2 separate regions of the Homo sapiens genome follow, and region 2 is linked to region 1. A link is an interaction called in ENCODE POLR2A ChIA-PET data of the cell type or tissue named here. Cell type or tissue: GM12878. All regions are shown on one strand. Links, peaks and the distances in the headings refer to the core of each region. The heading gives the core; the rest is flanking DNA. Region 1 overlaps CCNI (cyclin I). Region 2 has its middle 40 kb from the start of CCNG2.

Region 1 (5,380 bases), core at 71-5,070:
GAAAATTGGATTAAGAAACTGCTAAAGAATGTGAAAAGGTGGCTGGGCACGGTGGCTCACACCTGTAATCCTAGCACTTTGGGAGGTGGAGGCGGGCAGATCACGAGGTCAGTAGTTCCAGACCAGCCTGACAAAACATGGTGAGACCCCCGTCTCTACTAAAAATACAAAACTTAGCCAGGCATGGTGGCAGGCACCTGTAATCCCAGTTACTTGGAAGCCTGAGGCAGGAAAATCGCTTTAACCCAGGAGACAGAGGGTGCAATGAGCCAAGATTGCACCACTGCACTCCAGCCTGGCGACAGAGCAAGACTCCGTCTCAAAACAAACAAACAAACAAACAAAAAAGAATGTGAAAAGGCTTAGCTGGATTTGTTGAAAGGTAAGCAACTAAAAAGGTAATTAACTTCAGAAAAAAGAATTTAAGAAAGTAATGTATCACAATATTTATACAGCAATAATAATGAAAAGACTGGATAGGGATCGCAATATGATAAAACTACATTGGCAGGATGTGGAGACATAACTATGGATATTGGAAGAGGGTAAAATAAAAGCCACGTCTTTACATTTCATAGTAGGAAATTCATAAATATCTCAAACTGAAATGTCAAAAAACAGCAGCAGAGCAAGTTGTTTGAAAATGTGATGCTAAATAACGGGACAAGGAGGAAAGAGTTGGGAGTAGTTAACCTCTGCAGAGTAAGAAAAGGGTGAGAAAGGCCTAGCGTAGGAGAATGCTGTTTTTCATTATAAATTTCACTAACAATTTGACTTTCTCAACTATGTACCTGTAAACTATGTATCTGTATTACACACTTCAGATTCATGGGCTCTAAGAATTTTTTTAAATATCCAGAATTAACATGTAAAAAGTTCCAATTTTTTTAAAAATAAAAAATTTGGAAAAGCAAAAAATAGCAAACCACTTCTTTAATTTCCACATTCTATCCCAACTCCAGCTACTATCCTCCTTCCTATGTACCACTCCACATATGCTACCTATTTGCTTCTCAACTTACTAGAGACTAATTCTGGTTAACTCAATTATGATTTTGTTAATTTTTGTGTCTTTAAACGCCTGAGTTTTTGCAAATCTTCTATAATTAGCATAAAATATCTTCATACTAAGATGACAAGGGGTAAATAGAGAGGAAAAAGAACTAATATTAATCCAAAAAGACCTATCTCAAAGGTAATTTCTTCTAAAAACTCTTGATTCTTTAATCATGTCATAAAGCAGCTTTCTGTTAACTCCCCAACTACGTTATAAATTCCTGGCCAGGCGCAGCGGCTCCGGCCTGTAATCCTTGCACTTTCGAAGGCTGAGGAGGACAGATTGCTTGAGTCAAGGAGTTCGACGCCAGCCTGGGCAATGTGGTGAAACTCCATCTCTATAAAACATACAAAAATTAGGCAGGCGTGGTGGCACGTGCCTGTGGTCCAAGCTACTTGGGAGGCTGAGGTTGCAGTGAGCCAAAATCATGCCACTGCACTCCAGCCCCAGCAACAGAATGAGACCGTGTCTCCAAATAAAGAAATCCCTATGCAGTCACATCTGCCAATATCATTTTTATATATATATATTTTTTTTATTATTATACTTTAAGTTCTAGGGTACATGTGCACAAAGTTCAGGTTTGTTACATATGTATACATGTGTCATGTTGGTGTGCTGCACCCATTAACTCATCATTTACATTAGGTATATCTCCTAATGCTATCCCTCCCCCCTCCCCCCACCCCACAACAGGCCCCGGTGTGTGATGTTCCCCTTCCTGTGTCCAAGTGTCCTCATTTTTTTTATTACTCACTGTGTCCACAGCACAGTACTTCGACGGAACAGAGACCCAACCAATTGTTCCAGTTTCAACCACTGGTGCCCCAAACAAAAACACACAACCAAAAACTCTACCCCCACCTGTACCAACCCACTGTGTGTGGGGTTTTGGTACCTTCTTTTTTTTGATACATCCTTGTTCACAACTTTAACCTACCAAAATCTAATCTCTTTCACACCAATCCTTCCAATCTTTGAAGGGTGCTATCATGCTCACCAATTCATCTTTTCCATAGCTGAAAACTTCGATAGCTCCTCACGATATTTTGCCTCTTCTAAATTAGCTTTAATTTTACCATAAATACAGTCTAAAATCATGGGCTTTTTTTTTTTTTTTTTGAGACAAGAGTCTCACTCTGTTGCCCAGGCTAGAGTGTAGTGGCACGATCTCGGCTCACTGCAACCTCCACCTCCTGGGTTCAAGTGATTCTCCTCCCTTAGCCTCCTGAGTAGCTGGGATTACAGGCACACACCACCACACATGGCTAATTTTTGTATTTTTAGTAGAGGCAGGTTTTACCATGTTGGCCAGGCTGGTCTTGAACTCCTGACCTCAAGTGATCTGCCTGCCTTGGCCTCCCAAAGTGCTGGGAGTACTGGCATGAGCCACCACTCGTGGCCCTCATTAGCTTTTTTTTTTTTGAAGACCACACCTCGGTATCAATTCAGATATAATTTACGGTCAACAAAAACTCTTAGGAGACTTTCTCAGGTTCCTTGTTAAGCCAGTTCTACCCCTACCTGCCCCAACCCATTGTGTGCGAGGTTTGGGTACTTTCTTTTTTTTTTTTTTTTTTTGACACATCCTTGTTCACAACTTTAAAAATATTCTTTATAAAAAAGAAAAAAGGTCATCCTGTTATATTCTATCCCTGTTGCATACTGCTGAGATGTTCTGAGATTCCAATTTTGTTGCCTTGGTGCCTTTCTCAGATCTTCAACAATTTGGTAGGCAAGCTCACTATAATTTCTTCTAATGCAGACATAAGTATTAACACTAGAAACGGAATGTAGGCCAGGTGCTGTGGCTCATTCCTGTAATTCCAACACTTTGGGAGGCCAAGGCAGGAGGAGCTATCGAAGTTTTGGGAGGCCAAGGCAGGAGGAGCCCAGTAGTTCACGACCAGCCTGGGCAACACAGTGAAAATCTTTATATAAAAGAAATGGAATGTAAACCAGATGACCATCTGACAAGAGATATTTAGAAGAAACAGCTATTTGGGTCAAGATTAGACTTCATAGGTTCTAAGGTTTCTTCCAAACTCCTATTAAAAACCTTAAAACTTTAATAATTCTTTCACGCCATTAGCTACAACCAAATGGATCCACCAGCCTTCACAAGCTATCCCAACAACCGACTGTCACTAGTGACTCAAGTTCCTTCACTAGGTTTCAAGATTATTTTTAGGGGGTTTAGATGGTACAGAAAGAGACACATAAAGTAGAATCATGTAAAAAGAAGTAAATCAGGTTCAATGGATTCCCGTTCTCCAATTGCCTATAATTAAAGCCCTCAGTATGACTTTCAAATATTTATATTGTAATAACTTTTTTTAAAACAAAGGTATCTGGTCAAAGAAGAGTCACAGGGGAAATTAGATAATACTTTGAGATGAGTGAAAATGAAGATATACCAAAACTTACCAGATACAATTAAAGCAGTGCTTAGAAATAAATTAATACCTGAAAATGCCTCTACTAAAAAAGGATATCTCAAATCAAGAGCCTAATCTTCCACCTTAAGGTAATGGAAAAAGAAGAGTAAACTGTTCCTAAAGCAAGACAGAAGCAAGGAAATACTAAATATTAGAATGGAAATTAATGAAGTAGAGAATACAAAAACAGCAGTGAAAAGTCAATGAAACCAGAAGCTGATTGTTTGAAAAGATCAAAATGGACAAACCTTTAGCCAGCTAGACTGACCACGAAAATACAGAGGACAAATTACTAAAATCAAGACTAAAAAGAAGACACTACCTACCTTACAGAAATAAAAAGAATTATAAAGGAATTTATGAACAACTGTGTGCAACTAAATTGGCAATTTTAGATGAAATGGTCCAGTTCCCAGAAATACAAAATACCAAAACTTAGGAAGTAAAAAGCTGCACTGGTGAGATGATTCCAAAAAAACAAAAACAGAAAAAAAGAAAGAAAGAAAAAAGCTGAGTATTTGTAAAACCAAAGATTTAAACAGTTAATTTTTTTAAAGCACTGCCAAAGAAAAATCCATGCCCAGATGGCTTCACTGGTTAATTCTACCAACCATTTTCAGAAAAACTAATAGCAATCTTTACAAATTCTTCCCAACTTATTCGTTGAAGCCAGTTATTACCCTGCTACCAAAACCAGACAGACATCACTAGAAAACTACAGATTAGTATTTCTTCTGAATATAAATGCAAAATTTCTCAACAAAATACTAGCAAACTGAATCCAGCAATATTAAAAAAAGGATTATATACCATAACCAAGTGGGATTTGTTCCAGGAATGCAAGCTTGTTTTAAGATTCAGAAATCAACGCAATACATTATCAATAGTAAAAAAAAGAATCACTCTTTGCTCACTCTAGAGAAAGCTAACAAAGAAAAAGTAAAACGAGGTAAAATTTCCTTAAACTTTTAAAAACAGGACAGAAGGCAGGGCATGGTGGCACCTGCTTGTGATCCCAGAACTTTGTGAGGCAGGAGAGGAGCACTTGAGGCCAGGAGTTTGAGACCAGCCTGGACAACAGAGCGAGATCCCTGTCTCCACCAAAAAAAAAAAAAAAAAAAAAAAAATTTAAACTAGCCAGGCATGATGTCACACACCTGCCTGTAGTCTCAGCTACTCAGGAGACTCAGGTGGGAGGATTACGTAAGCCCAGGAGCTTGAGGCTGCAGTCAGCTATGATTACAGCACCTCACTCCAGCCTGGGTAACAAAGTGAGACCCAATCTCTTAAAAAAAAAAAAAAAAAAAAAAAGAAAAGAAACGAAACTGCAATACCTGACCCTCAACTAGATCCTGTACTGGAAGGAGACAAATGGTGTAAAGGTCATTATTGGGTCAAATGAGATAATTGGGACGGTAGATTACACAAGTCAATGTATCAAATGCTAAATTTACCAAAATTGAAAATTTTGCTGTGATTCTGTAAGAGAATATTACTATTCTTGTGAAATATTTAGCAGTATAGGGTCATAATGTATGTTCCACATAAAAGAACAAAAGACAAGACTAGTAAGACATACTATGATACAGAAAGCATGGGCTTGGCTTTTCTTTTACTGACAGTGCACAAGCCTATTTTCTACGGGTAAAGCACATTTTGAGTTGAATTAATAAATTCCGCTAAGAAAATGCAAACATTTAAAATACAATTTTAGTTTTAACAGAACTATATAGTTATGTTTTGTTACTGTATGCCTATTGTTGGTTACATCCAACTTTGCATGCTTTTTTAGAAAAGCAAGAAATAACAAAAGACTATTTTAGTTGGCATATTCCACACACATCAAACTTTATGCCAGTTTCACATTTCTCCTCCCATCCTCTCA
Region 2 (5,380 bases), core at 189-5,188, 130 kb after region 1:
GCTTTTAAGACTCCTTACTAGGAAGTTAGGATCTTAATCATATTCAGCAGAAAGCAGCTGTCTGCCTCGAAGACACGCAACCTGTGGGCTGCAACTGACCTTCCACCTGGTTGTGGAGGTGGGAGACTCGTTGACTGGCAAGCCTCAGGTAATGTCAGACTGACACACCTGAAAGCACTTCTGATAGCAGTTAGAAACTTAGTAGTTGAAACAGGAAATTTCATCTAGTTGAACAGATCGTTAGCATTGAGAATGGACACTTCCTTTAGGCTTACTAGGAAAGGCAAACCATCTGTCATGGAAAAGATAAAGTGGCATCTTAGTGACAGACTCAAAAGTACACAGCATGATGGATATGTTCATTATCTTGACTGACAATTTCACAGGTGCGATGGTAGCAAGTTACATAGCTTAAATATCGTAATTCTTGCGTGCCAGCTACAGAAAAGTGCTTTTTAAAACCATGTCCAGTCATGTAGGTCCACCTGCCTTAACCTGAACAAGGGTGAATAAATACATGGGTAGGGACATGAAGCACTCTCCCCTCATCCCCATCAGCATGGAGTTACTTTCTTCACACTGTCCTTACAAAGCAGGGTTCAAGGAGAAGAGCAGAGTTCTTTCCTTCATGTAGATAATCTGATCAAGGGATGTGTCTCCCAGGCTGACAATCCACTTGACAAAGAGTCACTTGACAGGTCTGGGATCTCGAAGCCCAAGGCTTTCCAACACTGTTAGTTAAGTGCTGTAATTAGAGCTGGGGTGCTGGGGCAGGGAAGGCTCCTGCAGGATGGTCAAGGATGGGAATAGGTGGCCTTGTTTTTCCACAGTTGCTTAACATTAAAAACTAGTCTTCTGATTAGTCATCCTGTAGCATTCTCACCTGTACTTGTGTCCTTTTACTGATAGCAAAACTTTCTCTGCTTTTATAGACTCCAGAAGCTAATACAGCAGTGACTTAGTCCTGCCAAATAAGAATTTGGTCAAATTTAAGTGCATGGTACGGATGCCTTATCTCCCTAATCCTTTTCCCGTTTTTGTAAACTTCAACCACTATAAAAGCCGAGGGAAACAAAAACTAACTTTACATAAACAACTTTACTTCAAAACTAATACTCTGGGCTGGGTGAGGTGGCTCACGCTTGTAATCCCAGCACTTTGGGAGGCTGAGGCGGGTGGATTGCCTGAGGTCAGGAGTTCAAGACCAGCCTGGCCAACATGGCGAAAACCCTATCTCTACTAAAAATACAAAAATTAGCTGGGCGTGGTGGCAGGTGCCTGTAATCCCAGTTACTCTGGAGGCTGAGGCAGGAGAATCATCTCTTGAACCTGGGAGACAGAGGTTGCAATGGGCCGAGATTGCACCATTGCACTCCAGCCTGGGTGACAAGAGCAAAACTCCGTCTCAAAGAAAAAAACCAAAAATCCAAACTAATACTGATAGATCACTGGGTCTTCAGGACTTTTCACCTAGGCTAACAGTAAAGACACTGGAAAGTTCATCTTTCCCACCTCAGGCAGAGCAAAATATCTACTACCGACCCAATTAACTATAGTTTCAACTGCAGGTGAGTCCTATGGAACTGATGTCTATATGTAGGTGTTATTGCATAGGCTTCTGGGGCATGCCACATAGTTCTAGAAAAACTCACATGGCTTAGGAGACAAGTTTAAAGTTATGGCTGGAGAGCAAGGTAGAAGGGGCTGAAACATCTCAAATATCAACTTCCTTTTAGAACAAGATGTGGAGTAGTGCAGGATTTGTCAATGGCACTCCCGCCATTCCTAAGGCTGCTTATGTACTTCTGAGCTTTGGCCTGATGCGTGTTTGTCTGTCTTGCAACTGGCCTCACTCCAATCTGAACTCCTGATGTCTCTTAAAGCTTGCCTGAGAACCCAGCTTTTTAGTAGCTCAAATCCTTACTATCCCTTAGGATAGCATTACTTTGAAAATCCTCAGTTGTGCCAAGACCATTTCGGATTCAACCTATTTTTGGGGTTCCTGCTTAGTGTCTAGTGTCTACCTAGAGCTGCTTGATGCCAGAGGCTAGTGGCTTCTTTACCAGGAAACTGATGGTAGCCATGTCACTTCTTGGCATCAAACCTGTCTAAAACAGTCCCTAGCTGAAGACGACTTTCTTCCTAATTGTCAGCCATTCAGATGAGAGAAGTTACAGGTGGTCGAAGGTGAGAACTAAGTGATAGAAACTGGAACCAGGTGTACTGAAACTCTTGACTCTAGGAGAAACTAATTTCTTGAGGGATTTGTTAAAGGTAACTTATCAAGACCCACTTCCTCCCAATCTACACAGATTACATGTTTAATTTGGGCCAGTAACTTTTAAGTCTTTAGAATCTTGACATAATCTAGCAAAGTAAGACTGCTCTAGGTGTGGCAGGAAGCATGTAAGCAGAACCCCTTGCTGGCCTGCTGCCGCAAGGAGCCCAGAGAATCCCCGAGGCATTGGAACAGTCTGAGGGGTCTAAACATACTTTTGCTTATTGAGGTGCTTGCCCACTAGAGTTCTCCGAATCAGTCCCTGATGAGGGAGGTGCCTCAAGCTTGCAGCTGTGGTCACAGGATTAACTTCTCAATTCTCAGGCTACCCATAGGGAGATGCCATATCTTGGTTTAATCCTGTTTCTGTGGCAGATTTCAGCTTACTGCTCACACTCTGGGTCTCACGGCTCCTATGACATCAGTTTCAGTACTGTAGGTCTGATCTTCAGTTGGGGGTGGTGCTGGAGAAAGTGCTCTCACTAGGGAGCTGGGCCCTCACTGTTTCTGAATCCTCTGATCCATAAAGCAATTGTAGTGTGCCTACAAACGGGCCCTCTGACATCTGACTTTCAAATGGTTGGGATCTTTTTCCTCAGGGAATAGATTCTTTAAAAAAGCCCCTGAGTGAGAGCAGAGCGGTGGCTGGAGGTTATTCGGGCTAAATGGTTTCTCCGGCTGCCACCCAAACTGAAATGCTTTACCTAGCAATGGTCATGAGGCAGGTGACTGGAGCAAGTAACTGCTGGTAGCAAACGAGCCTGTTGAAGCATTTGTGCAGGACTGGTCTGACTGGCCTGGAGAGATTAGTTAACACCCTTGCACACTGAGCACACTCCAGAGGGGAGTCCCTGCCCTCCAGGAACTTACAACGTAGCTTGAAGGAACATGAAGACCCAGCTGTAGCTTGTTACTTAATGGCAATAGAAAATGGGTGAGGGAGTGCTGGCTGGGAATTGGAACTGACTTTCAAGTCTGGGTTTTTTCCTGTGAAGTAATTCTCAATGGAGTAGACTTCAGCTCTGGCCTAAACGCTACATTACAGTGCCTTTGTGTATCTAAATTCTGGTGTCTAATCTGGAATAACCTTTCCCAACTATGTGACAGAAGTTTGGGCGCTCTAGGAAGCATAAAGTGAGGGGGATGGAACTTGTCTTCAGTAGGTAAGCCCTGTAGATGACAATGTGGTCTTACTTCCTTAATGTGGTGGCCTGGTAGAAGCATGGCTAAGTTGAGATGGGGAAGAAGCCTAGGAAAGCCCAGGATGACTTCTGGTCTATTTTACTGCTGAAACAGTCTGGAGAACTTGTAGAGATGCAAAAATTCGTCATGATCAACAGGACAGTCAAAGGGACCTAATGTGCCATGTGTCTTTGGGACTGGGGTTAGGAACTCCCAGATAGAAGGGGATGTGATATAAACAGAACAGTCTTGTGATTTTGTCTAGTTCTGAAATCACCTCTTTTTAAAGAGCTCTCAACTCCTATCTGCAAATGTGTTTGGAACGCTTCCAGATCAAGTTCTCTGTGCATCCTCTTTAGAGGGAATTTATAGGAGCCTCTAGAACAGTGCTGAGACACACGAGCCAAAAGTATAAGCCATATATAGTCAGTCCCATTAAAGAAAAACGAATATCTTTAACCCAAGAGATGCTTATTTTGACATGTAACCCAGCTTATTCTTGGTACTGAGCCTGGTATGCATTTTAAACTTAGTGTATCAATTGAGATGGGTCCTATCAAGTGCTCAATGAATAGTGGTTATATTGGAGAGCACAGCTCTGGATAAAACATAACTTTAAGTTTTTGTTTTTGTTTAATTCATTTGTTACCGCTTTAGGGAAATGCTGATCTAAAATGACGGTAGAATGTAGTGTCTGTATTGCTGTCTGAGTGCAAATCCTTGGAAACTTCCAGGAACTAGTAGGCTAGAACCACTTGTATTACTTGGACTTTGTCAGAATGACTGCCTTTGTGTAAAACACCATTCTGTCAGCAATATGACCATTTTCCATACCCCTAGCAATCACTTTGATTATTGTGGGTAAGCTTTGTCCTGGCATCTTCTATGCCATCTATATCTAAAGCACCCATTCCAAAGCTCATTTTAGTAACTTATTTGTCCTGAGCACGGGAAATGGGAAGAATACAAGTAGCTCTCATTCAATATCTTCCAGTTTTCAGTTTGGGTTACTGGTATTCTTTAGATCCTGGACAACACACTGAGAGGTTACAGGTGTCTAGAGATCAAGTACTTGAGAGCATTTAACATCTATGCTGTAGTGCCCAATTCCTATCCCAAAAGCTCAAGCGCCCACAACTCCCCTTCCTATTATACCTAAATCAGGCTGGAGTGTGCTTTTCAGTGATGTGCTATATTAGCTTTCTAAGCCAACAGGAGTATATACCTTATTCAATTTACTTGGACTTGATGTTGATGTGTTACCTATAAGGACCAGTGGTAAACACCTGAACCTAATCAAACCTCATCTAGAGAGGAGGGGGCAGTCTTCTTGTCTTCAACACAACTGCTTAACACTTATTTCTACGGAAACTGACTTGGGTTGGATTGGGGTTTAGGACAGCTGGGATGGCTTATCCGGGAGGCATGTGATTTTTGCCAAGAAGGAAGTTTTTGGTCTTGTGGAGTTATCACAGGAAGGTAGATGGGTGTCCATTCCTCTGACCTGTGTCAGAGCTGTGGGGAGGCTGAAGAGCAGGAAAGACAGCCCCAGGCTGAAGCTGGGCTGGGCTGCTGCAAGGCCAGTGTCTGCAATTAGGGAAGAAAGGCAGCAGCCACCATGTTTAAGAACTTTTAACTTGGCTCTCTCAGAATAGAACCCCTTGGCATATCTAGAAAGTAGGAAGCTGTCAAATCAGTAGCATTGGCTGTGCTGAAGCAGTTCCCTTGGATTTGGGGGCAGTTGACAAAAATACTAACCAGAACATGGACCAACTTGTTTATGAACCCACTTGAGGCCCGGAGTTAACTAGGGCCATTACCTGGAAGCTCCTGTGCTCTTCCCCTCACTGCTTTCTCTGTATGATGCTAGATTATTTGTGACTGATACTGAGGGTAATGAAGAATCTCAAACACTGTCTG

What was found. ChIA-PET counts read pairs that join two places held together with the same protein. Peaks named below come from ENCODE experiments on the same cell type or tissue, not always from the same donor. Only the 100,000 strongest peaks of a DNase experiment are listed, where the experiment ranks them.
Region 2: POLR2A ChIA-PET joins it to region 1 with 8 read pairs; 13 of 35 experiments call an interaction of 5 or more read pairs at or near these places.

Annotation. Positions count from the first base shown.
Region 1 is chr4:77,067,856-77,073,235 of GRCh38, forward strand. All of the region lies in intron 1 of CCNI (cyclin I), which reads right to left. Among named protein-coding and RNA genes, the nearest start is that of CCNI, 5.4 kb to the right of the region's middle. RefSeq lists an enhancer at 4,631-4,700. In GM12878, for the core only: no CTCF peak of the experiment used is centred there; no DNase peak of the experiment used is centred there; H3K4me3 peaks cover 2,315 bases.
Region 2 is chr4:77,194,478-77,199,857 of GRCh38, forward strand. No RefSeq gene overlaps it. Among named protein-coding and RNA genes, the nearest start is that of CCNG2, 40 kb to the left of the region's middle. In GM12878, for the core only: no CTCF peak of the experiment used is centred there; a DNase peak (open chromatin) is centred at 2,546.